Regions from separate parts of the Homo sapiens genome. Here region 2 is linked to region 1. Evidence: chromatin contacts called from ENCODE Hi-C or POLR2A ChIA-PET data. All regions are on one chromosome and are shown on one strand. The core of a region is the stretch at or near the end of the contact, and the rest is flanking DNA. Distances in the headings are between cores, read along the strand shown.

Region 1 (5,127 bases), core at 755-3,254:
GTCTTCTGAGTAACCCTGACTCTTCCTTCTTCCTCACACCTCCCACCTGACTTGCCACTTTTACCTAAAACATGCCTTGACTCTTTCCCCATCCTCTCCCTCCAGTCCATTTCTACTGCTCTGGAGGCTGAGGCCCTCCTCACTCTCTGGCATACGTAATTTACAACCCTCTGGCAAGGGCCTCACACAATCCATCTTCCATAGTGAGTTGCAAAGCTTTAAATAGCATCTATATCACTAACCCTATCATTCTTTGAAGCTCCAGGCCAAATATCAGAAGGCTGGCCCACCAACAGCTCAGACAACCGTCCACACTAAAATTCACACGTCTATTCCGCAATCTTCTTCCACCTCCTCTACTCCTTTCCTAGGGGCATCTCTTCCTCTTGGTTCTCTCTTTTTTTTTTGAGACGGAGTCTCGCTCTGTCACCCAGGCTGGAGTGCAGTGGCGCGATCTCGGCTCACTGCAAGCTCTGCCTCCCGTGTTCACGCCATTCTCCTGCCTCAGCCTCCCGAGTAGCTGGGACTACAGGCGCCTGCCACTGTGCCTGGCTAATTTTTTGTATTTTTTAGGAGAGACGGGGTTTCACCGTGGTCTCGATCTCCTGACCTAGTGATCCGCCTGCCTCGGCCTCCCAAAGTGCTGGGATTACAGGTGTGAGCCACCGCGCCCGGCCTTCCTCTTGGTTCTCATGCTGACCACTATGTCCAACCAGACACAGTGCTCTGTTTATGCTCCCACTGGACATCAATTTCCCCTTTAGGCATTGTTCTTATCATACCAGGTATTATGGAAATCATTCTCTCCCTTCCTTCCACCCTCTTTTCCACTATAAGCTAAGATCAGAGCCTTATCTTTGTAAAATCCATAGTCTAGGAGTGCTTTATATCCACCACACGTACAAGATTTATTTGGTGACTGAAGCAAATCCATTCAAATAGAGTCCTCGGTGAGGACTTAAAATATTTTCATACCATTCAGTTATTTGTCTACATTCTGAAGAGTAAGCTGACAAACTTTATGCTTTTCAATGAACCTGTTTGCTATACAAAAATTCATTAATAAAAAGAATACTGGCTCAAATTGAAGTTTTTTTGGTTTTTTGGGGGGGGTAATACATAGAGTAAAACTATCCCTAAAGGCCTTTCTAAATTCTAGGAGGGGGAAAAATACTAATTACACAATAATTCTATCTAGGTAACAAGCTGGTTTTAGCTAACTCTACCATGTAAAATATAATTTATACATATATTTCAGATATTATGCATTATTTAAATACTGTTTATTAAGGAGCAGCCACTTTTCTAAGTTCTTTCAATGAAAAATTGGATTTAATTTTCATATCAATCCTATAAGGTCGGTATTATTCATATTATTTCCCTCTTTTTATAATAAGAAAACTGAGGCACAGAAAGGTCATACAGCTAGTAAGGAGCAAAGTGGGATCTGTAGCCAACTCTGACTGCAAATCTCAGCTCCAGGCCATTATACTAAACTGTAAAATGAGCAACTAAGCTGGAGTCAGGAGTCCTGGACTCCAGTCCCTATTCTACCACTGAATAGGTGACAGGTAGGGGCTCGCAGATAAATCACCTAACATCTCAGGTCTTAGCTCTCAAATTACACAACTAAGACCCAGCACCTGCTTTCCCTACTTTAAGTATCATAAGAAACTTACGGTTGTTTTGTTTTCAGAAAACCTTGTTTGTCACCTGCAGGAACAAACTGGTAGATGTACAATGTGATTAGAAATTCAGCTCTCCCCCGACCTGTCCGGTGAATACTGTTGCTGGGGGAAACACCACCTGCTCTACCAAGCACTTCCACTAATCACATTATAACAAAGATCAGACAGTCTATGTTCAGAGAACAAATGGAAAATAACTGCCATCTTACTGTTCTCCTTCCAACTCTAAGTACACTTTTAATTGGTTAAGCTCTCAACTCAGCAGGTGCAAACTCAAACATACTCCAAGAGCCAGCCAGATGAAATGACTGGAGCCATTCACATGACACAGGCTGGCGGGCAGCCCCTCGCCAGCTCCTTGTGTCTGTATTACACCACAGAGGACGAGCGGCCAGTACAGCCACAGATCTTCCAGTTTTTCCAAAAGGGCAGGAAATCCAGGTTGTTGCTTTTTTAGTTTTTTTTATTATTATTATTATGAAATATCCTTATTTTTAAATGCTGGCAATTAATTCCAATTAAAAAAAAAACACTATGTGGGCCAAACAAAATACATTTGCAAGCCAAATATAGTTCTTAGGGAGCCAGTTAACCTGTCACAAAATGTACTGGCATTAAAAAATTCTTGTCTTGCTGCTGAAATAATCTTAAAATATAAACTGTTTTAAGACCTAGATTTCAATGCACAGATGTTGACCAAAATGTGCCTGAATGCTTTCTTAACATTCTTTAGGGTCAGAATCTGAAGCTTTCCACTCCAAAATAATTCAAAATTTTTTTCTTTATGACATTATTTAACCCCAGATATCAAAATCTTAAGCATCATCTTAGATTATGCTTCTCAAAACAACAACTAAAATAAAGCCTTTAGCTCTGGCTTCAGACCACGGTCTACAACATCTAAGCAGGTGAAACATCTTCTATGTAAGAGTGGAACAGCATATGAAAAACATAACAGCACCTAAAATAACTGATATTTGGCAAAGCTATTTCAGAAAGGGGCATTCTTGTTAAGAAATAAAATCCTACAGACACAGAGGCCTGTGAGCTTGATAACTGATCCTGGATAAGATGATCAACAGTACTAAGAAAGGAATCCTAGAAAACCTCAGACCCATGCACGTCAGCCCATCCTTAGCCTCGACTTGATAAGCTGTTGTACTGGGAAAAGCAAGGATCAGAAACAACAAAATGTATCTCTGTTTGAACAAAATCTTTTCTAATACATGAAAGATGAGTATTAGCAAGGTAAAGAAATTCAAGCTGTGTAAACAGAGTGAAGAGGCTGCTTTTATCACATGATCAACCTTACTCAGAGTGCTAATTCATAGGATGATGTCAACCTGGACAAAAGTGATATAGACAGATATCAAAAACTTCTGTTTTTCTTGGTATCTTCATTAATGAGTTGCATGAAGATATAGGAATCATATCCAACTTATCTGTGGATGGAAAAAAATGGGCAAAATAGCAAATATACAGGGTGTAATAATAGGATTCTAATAAATAAATCCAATAAAATAAATTCAGCATGGATGTCAGGGTCCAAAATGAAATGATAATGTTGATAACAATAACACACAGAAAATGAACAAATACAGATGGGAGGAGATATGATTTAGCAGCAACACACGGGAAAACCACAAAAAAAGGTTAATAAGCTGGGCCAATATTGTAAGATGGCCATAAAAATATTAAGAAGGACTACTTTTTTGTCTTCTCACTTTATCAGACACATAATGTCTAAAATCGTGTCCTCCAGTGGTATTAAAATTGGAGGATTCATTTTAGTTTGAAAAATAAGTAGATAATCTAATATCAAAGTATTAACATGAAACATAAATTATGATTGTTGGTTTTATTACTGCCCAAGTCATCATAAATTCTTGCTCAATGTAAATCTTACTCTAGTAAATCCCATCTCACCATAAGTGCCAGCTACTACCTATTTCATAGAAGAAGTACCCACATGTGGGGACACTTGAACGTTTAGCAACTTGAGGGTAAGGCATCAATAAATCTGTGTTTGAGAGCTTTAAATAACAAATCCTTTTTTATTATGTAAGTTTAATCAGAAGCTTTATAAAAAGGACATGATAGAAGACGGTAGAGGCAGCATGATGCCTCTAGTTATGACTACCACTTGTGCCACTCCCTCAACTTTACCAGGTAAATAAGGACAAACCTCCAGAGTCGGGCCTAGTTGGGGCCTCTTTCCCTCAGCCTGCACAAAGGCAATGCTTCTAACCGGTCTCAGGACTTCTGATCCTCCCATAGCACAAATTCAGTTTTGTATGCCTAGAATCCTCCATGGCTCTCCCTGGCCTACAGGGAAAGGTCCCAAGTTGAACAGGGCATGAGGCTCTAGCTTTTTCATGCCAGCCTAAGTCCCCAGTGCCATCTCTGTGCACCTCCTCACAGTGGCCCCGTGCTTAAGTTCCACCAAATGTGTAAACATGTCAGGCTCTGTGGTGCCTCAGTGTTCCCGCACAGACAGATCATCTACCTGGAATGTCCTTCCCACTCCACTCTTCCTTGTCCCTTTAACAAATATCAACTCGTCCTTCAAATTTCAGTGCACACTGTTCCAAATCCAACCTTCCCCAGTGTTCTCAGGTCGTAATGCATATGCTTACATTACTACATATAATATTATATAGCAATGATTTATAAAACCATCTTTCTCACCAAACTGAGCACAATGAAGATTTTTTCCCTGGGAAAAAATATGTGCAACAAATATGACAAGTGTCACTATACTTAGGATATACAAATGGCTAAAAAAGATGCTAAAGCAAGATGAATACCTTCAATAGAAATAAAAATATGCAACTCACATACTAAGAAATATAAATAGGCAATAAACATGAAAATGACGTGAAACCATATTTCTACTGATTGGAAAAGGTTAATAAGAATGATACTAGATACTACCCTGGACAATGTGGAGAAATTGGAACCCAACCTGTAGTTGTGTAAAGCCACAGGCCACATGCTCCAGGGAGGCCCAAGCACTTAACCTGTACTCTCTCAACCCTCCAAAGAGGTTTGGTATTTTTCACATGGCATGCATGAGGAAATAGATTAAGTGACTTATCCAAAGTATTGTGGCTCGTAAGGAGCAAAGCCAGAATTTGAACCTAGACTTGCAATTATGACTCTAGAGTCTGAATTGTGAGCCATTATGTTGTCTTTCCAATTGAAAGCCTTTCACTCAATAACAGTAAGAATGATGAAGATAAACCAAGGCTACAAATATTTATCAAGAGCTCACTATGTGGTAGGCTCCATTCAAGCACTTCACATGCAACTTATGATCTACTTCTAGGAAATTCTCCTCAGGAGATATCAGACAAGATTTCAAAGGTGTGTTCACTAAATGCACTTATAATTTAAATGAAATAACCTGAATGTTCATCAATTTGGGATTGAGTAAAGA
Region 2 (5,356 bases), core at 118-2,617, 370 kb before region 1:
GGCTCACGGGGCGATTCTCAGGATAGTGTCTGTGTGGACTGTATTTTCCCCTCAAATCAGGAAAGCAGCTCATGGAGTAGGCACTGCATGGAGACTCATAAAGTTAAATCAGACCAGGGAGCAAAGAAATAAAGGCCATCTTCCTCTGTTCTCAGAGTTTCTAATGTAACTCAGGGGCGAGTAAATATTCCTAAGGACACATTTAATTATCGAAAGTTATCTTCTCCATAAGTTAATGGATACAAAGAAGACCAAGAGAACAAGGAGGAATTTAATGGAAAGAGTAATAGAGACAAAGAGGCAGGGGTTTACCACCAAAGAAGTATGTGATCCCGTATACTTCTCTGCCTCTTTCTGGTGCTGGTCCCCACAAATATAAAATCTAGAATATTCTGGACTTCTATGACAAATGGCAAAAGAGTTAGGGGAGATTCGGGAAGCTTTCCTCGTTTCCACCAAGGTTTCTAGAACAATTATTACAAAGCATAACCAGTCTGGGCCCGAGGGGGACAGTGATGTAGTCCTCCCATGAGGCCTCTTACTGGGGATTTTTCCAACCTGCTGTGCAGAGCCCAAAGCTGATGAGGTCAAGTGTGCTCAGCCTTTTGATATGGTTCTCGTTGGGGTGGAACCAAGTCGACAAATGGTCCAAGAATCTCTCCTAGATGTGACCTCTGAACAGAGCCCGAGGTGGGGTGGTGAAGGCGGAGAAATGCTGCCCCACACGGCAGAAGCCAGCCAACGCCTGCTGCCCCACCACCCGCCAGGCCATGGCCCTGCTGCCCTCTGAGACAAGCCGACCTTGGTAGTCACCCAACTTGCGAATCTTTTGAGCTCTTCCTGTCGCCATGCCCCGCCCATCCCATTCCACCCTCTCCTCTTTTTTCTCCTCCCTGGCAGCCACTCTGTTTTCAGATGTTTATCCAGAGTCAGGTCCTCAGTGGCTGTGGTGAGGCCTGGGGGAGGGGAGTGCCCTAAAAGCGGGGTTCCTCTGGGCTTCTAGGGCCCATCACATGGATGCCCACGTGTGTGTGTGTGTGCGTGTGCACATGTGTGCGGGTGTATTTCACTGGTTGACCGTGGTCTGTATCTCTGGCTTGCAATGTCATTAGTCCTAGATGAGCCCATGTTGGATGCCTTTTCTGGGAACACTGGTATCATCTGTGCTCTGAATGCTCCATCTCAGTGGTCTCAATTTGATCAGGATATCCGGATTTTGTAACATCATTTTCTAACTGTTCCTCCGACCCTGATTCCATCCTTCAGAGCTCTGAGGACATGTAACTAGAAGCCACTCCAATTACGCTCCCCCTCTGTGGTGGACCCGTGTCACCTGCCGCCCTGGCATCATCACCCAGGCATGCACTGTCACACTCCCAACCGGAATGTCAGCTTGCTGTTTGAGATTCACACTGACACTCGGTCCCCAGAGGGCTCCTCCTGGAGCCAGGGCGGCCTGTGCTTGGGAACACATAAAAGCACAGGAGTCCCCTCGCTTTTTGGCAGCACTTCAAGCACTAGCCCAATGAAGAGATCTTGACAGCATACTTGTAAACTCCACAGGCCCCAAGGGCTCAAACACCACGATATTTATGCTCACGGGTGGGGAGCCAAAACAGTTGGGTTGTTATGCAGACATGGATCTCTTACCCAGACCAGCATTTCTGACACCTGTTAATTGGCATTTGAAAGAACTGAGTCGAGGCGGGTGGGGGACTCCGGAGCTGCTGCCAACCTGTACCTGAACCGCGGGGAGTCCTGCAAGGTTTTGGCCCCTCCAGCTGGTCAGAGATTCCCTGGAGAGATGAGAAAGTGAGTCCCAGGGTTGGCAGAAAGGATCATCAGAGAAGGAAGAAAATAGGAAGGCGGGTGAGAAGAAAAGTAAGAGACCAAGAGGGAAAGAAAAAACTAGACAGGGTGGGTATTTTTAGATTTGCTAGTGCAGAGCTTTGTGCCTGCAGCACAGGTCCCTGCCTCTGCAGCACCAGTTCTGCTGGCCCAGGGTGGGATATGCCCTTCTTTTCCCCTTCCCCCCTGGGGCAAGAACTCTCACCTGCCTTTGAAGGTTAGAGACCACCTCCTCCAAAGAGCCTTCTCTGAAAACCCCAGACAGCCAATCTCCTCTTCCTTCAGGAGTTCTTATTGTAACGTACAGTTTAGCGCTTCAAACCTTTTTGTGTGTGTCTTGTGTGTCTCCCTGACAATTTCCTCCACACCGCCAACTTTTAACTCCTTGGGGTCATATTAGAGAATTTTTCTGGCCCGCTGTGCCCAGCAGAGTCCTAGTTTCAAAGTAGATTCTCAGTATCCACAGCTGATGGATTGATTTTCCCCCCTCTGGATGTCTTTTTCTCTTTTGGGTTCCAGACCTCCCTGCCTCAATTTCCACTCAATCTGTCCCCACATAGCTTCAAGCTGACTAGCTGGGCTCTGTGAGTCTCCTTCTCTGCACCTGTTTCAAGGTGTGGATGGCCCAGAGTTCGACCTTATGTGAGACTAAGTTTAAATGACATAGTAAAAAGTTTCTATATTTCATTATTAGTGCTCAGAAAATATTCATCAAGTGTCTATTTATGAATTGACTTGTGTTCCAAAAGTTAGCTTGTGTTTTAGTTTGAATCCAGAAGTCTGTAGAAACAACATTATAAATGAATTCCTTCATTCATTCCTTCAACAAATACATCTTGAGCACTACTACAAGCCCTGCACTATTCTATGTGCTGGGAAATCTGCAGGGAACAAAGCACATACAAACCCTTGTCCTCAGGGAGCTTATATCCTGGTCAGGGGAGACAGACAACACACAAAGAAGCAAGTAAAATATATGACATGTCAGATGATCCTAAATGCTAAACGCCATAGAAGGGAATAAAATAGGAAAGCGGAATAAGGTGTCGGACAGGGCTGGGATTGTACAAGAGAGAACTTGGTGTGTTCTAGAACAGCAAGAAGCCAGAGTAGTTCAAGCAGAGTGAGTACTGGGGTGAGGAAAGTACTGGGTGGTTTCCCTGGCCAGCACACTGATAGTCTACTTAGCGCATTAAGAAGTCTGAACTGCAATTCTAATTCAACCATAAACATTTACTGCACGCCTATACGACGACAGGGATTAGTGCTAGGTGTTGGTACTAATTCTTTCAACTACCCTTAACCATGTTTCTATGGGAATATCCCTTCTGTGTATCAGCTAGAGAGGCAATTTGGGACATTAGAACCGTTTCCTTTTTTTTTTTCTTTTATTATTATACTTTAAGTTTTAGGGTACATGTGCACATTGTGCAGGTTAGTTACATATGTATACACGTGCCACGCTGGTGTGCTGCACCCACTAACTCGTCATCTAGCATTAGTTATATCTCCCAATGCTATCCCTCCCCCCTCCCCCCACCCCACAACAGTCCCCAGAGTGTGATGTTCCCCTTCCTGTGTCCATGTGATCTCATTGTTCAATTCCCACCTATGAGTGAGAACATGCAGTGTTTGGTTTTTTGTTCTTGCGATAGTTTACTGAGAATTATGATTTCCAATTTCATCCATGTCCCTACAAAGGACATGAACTCATCATTTTTTATGGCTGCATAGTATTCCATGGTGTATATGTGCCACATTTTCTTAATCCAGTCTATCGTTGTTGGACATTTGGGTTGGTTCCAAGTCTTTGCTATTGTGAATAATGCCGCAATAAACATACGTGTGCATGTGTCTTTATAGCAGCATGATTTATAGTCCTTTGGGTATATACCCAGTAATGGGATGGCTGGGTCAAATGGTATTTCTAGTTCTAGATCCCTGAGGAATTGCCACACTGACTTCCACAATGGTTGAACTAGTTTACACTCCCACCAACAGTGCAAAAGTGTTCCTATTTCTCCACATCCTCTCCAGCACCTGTTGTTTCCTGACTTTTTAATGATTGCCATTCTAACTGGTGTGAGATGGTATCTCATTGTGGTTTTGATTTGCATTTCTCTGATGGCCAGTGATGATGAGCATTTTTTCATGTGTTTTTTGACTGCATAAATGTCTTCTTTTGAGAAGTGTCTGTTCATGTCCTTTGCCCACTTTTTGATGGGGTTGTTTGTTTTTTTCTTAGAAATTTGTTTGAGTTCATTGTAGATTCTGGATATTAGCCCTTTGTCAGATAAGTAGGTTGCCAAAATTTTCTCCCATTTTGTAGGTTGCCTGTTCACTCTGATGGTAGTTTCTTTTGCTGTACAGAAGCTCTTTAGTTTAATTAGATCCCATTTGTCAATTTTGTCTTTTGTTTCCATTGCTTTTGGTGTTTTAGACATGAAGTCCTTGCCCATGCCTATGTCCTGAATGGTATTGCCTAGGTTTTCTTCTAGGGTTTTTATGGTTTTAGGTCTAACATTTAAGTCTTTAATCCATCTTGAATTGATTTTTGTATAAGGTGTAAGGAAGGGATCCAGTTTCAGCTTTCTACATATGGCTAGCCAGTTTTCCCAGCACCATTTATTAAATAGGGAATCCTTTCCCCATTGCTTGTTTTTCTCAGGTTTGTCAAAGATCAGATAGTTGTAGATATGTGGCGTTATTTCTGAGGGCTCTGTTCTGTTCCATTGATCTATATCTCTGTTTTGGTACCAGTACCATGCTGTTTTGGTTACTGTAGCCTTGTAGTATAGTTTGAAGTCAGGTAGCGTGATGCCTCCAGCTTTGTTCTTTTGGCTTAGGATTGACTTGGCAATACGGGCTCTTTTTTGGTTCCATATGAACTTTAAAGTAGTTTTTTCCAATTCTGTGAAGAAAGGCATTGGTAGCTTGATGTGGATGGCATTGAATCTGTAAATTACCTTGGGCAGTATGGCCATTTTCACGATATTGATTCTTCCTACCCATGAGCATGGAATGTTCTTCCATTTGTTTGTATCCTCTTTTATTTCATTGAGCAGTGGTTGGTAGTTCTCCTTGAAGAGGTTCTTCACATCCCTTGTAAGTTGGATTCCTAGGTATTTTATTCTCTTTGAAGCAATTGTGAATGGGAGTTCACTCATGATTTGGCTCTCCGTTTGTCTGTTGTTGGTGTATAAGAATGCTTGTGATTTTTGTACATTGATTTTGTATCCTGAGACTTTGCTGAAGTTGCTTATCAGCTTAAGGAGATTTTGGGCTGAGACAATGGGGTTTTCTAGATATACAATCATGTCGTCTGCGAACAGGGACAATTTGACTTCCTCTTTTCCTAATTGAATACCCTTTATTTCCTTCTCCTGCCTGATTGCCCTGGCCAGAACTTCCAACACTATGTTGAATAGGAGTGGTGAGAGAGGGCATCCCTGTCTTGTGGCAGTTTTCAAAGGGAATGCTTCCAGTTTTTGCCCATTCAGTATGATAT

What was found. Hi-C counts contacts between places; a loop is a spot of excess contacts on that map. ChIA-PET counts read pairs that join two places held with the same protein, here RNA polymerase II (POLR2A).
Region 2: a loop to region 1 is called in a map of gastrocnemius medialis, with 4 times the contacts of the local background. The contact joins two enhancer-like sites. A Hi-C loop is called at or near these places in 1 of 168 maps with a recorded cell type or tissue (gastrocnemius medialis). POLR2A ChIA-PET finds 5 or more read pairs at or near these places in 2 of 52 experiments (WTC11 and activated T-cell).

The regions. Positions count from the first base shown.
Region 1 is chr5:38,538,572-38,543,698 of GRCh38, forward strand. All of the region lies in intron 1 of LIFR (LIF receptor subunit alpha), which reads right to left. Among named protein-coding and RNA genes, the nearest start is that of LIFR, 16 kb to the right of the region's middle. Within about 2 kb of position 2,005, at least 10 of the 41 ENCODE cell types and tissues checked have a DNase peak (open chromatin) inside an H3K27ac peak, as active enhancers do; they include gastrocnemius medialis, where a contact is called at or near this core.
Region 2 is chr5:38,166,269-38,171,624 of GRCh38, forward strand. All of the region lies in intron 2 of LINC02107 (long intergenic non-protein coding RNA 2107), which reads left to right. Among named protein-coding and RNA genes, the nearest start is that of LINC02119, 20 kb to the left of the region's middle. Within about 2 kb of position 1,368, at least 3 of the 41 ENCODE cell types and tissues checked have a DNase peak (open chromatin) inside an H3K27ac peak, as active enhancers do; they include gastrocnemius medialis, where a contact is called at or near this core.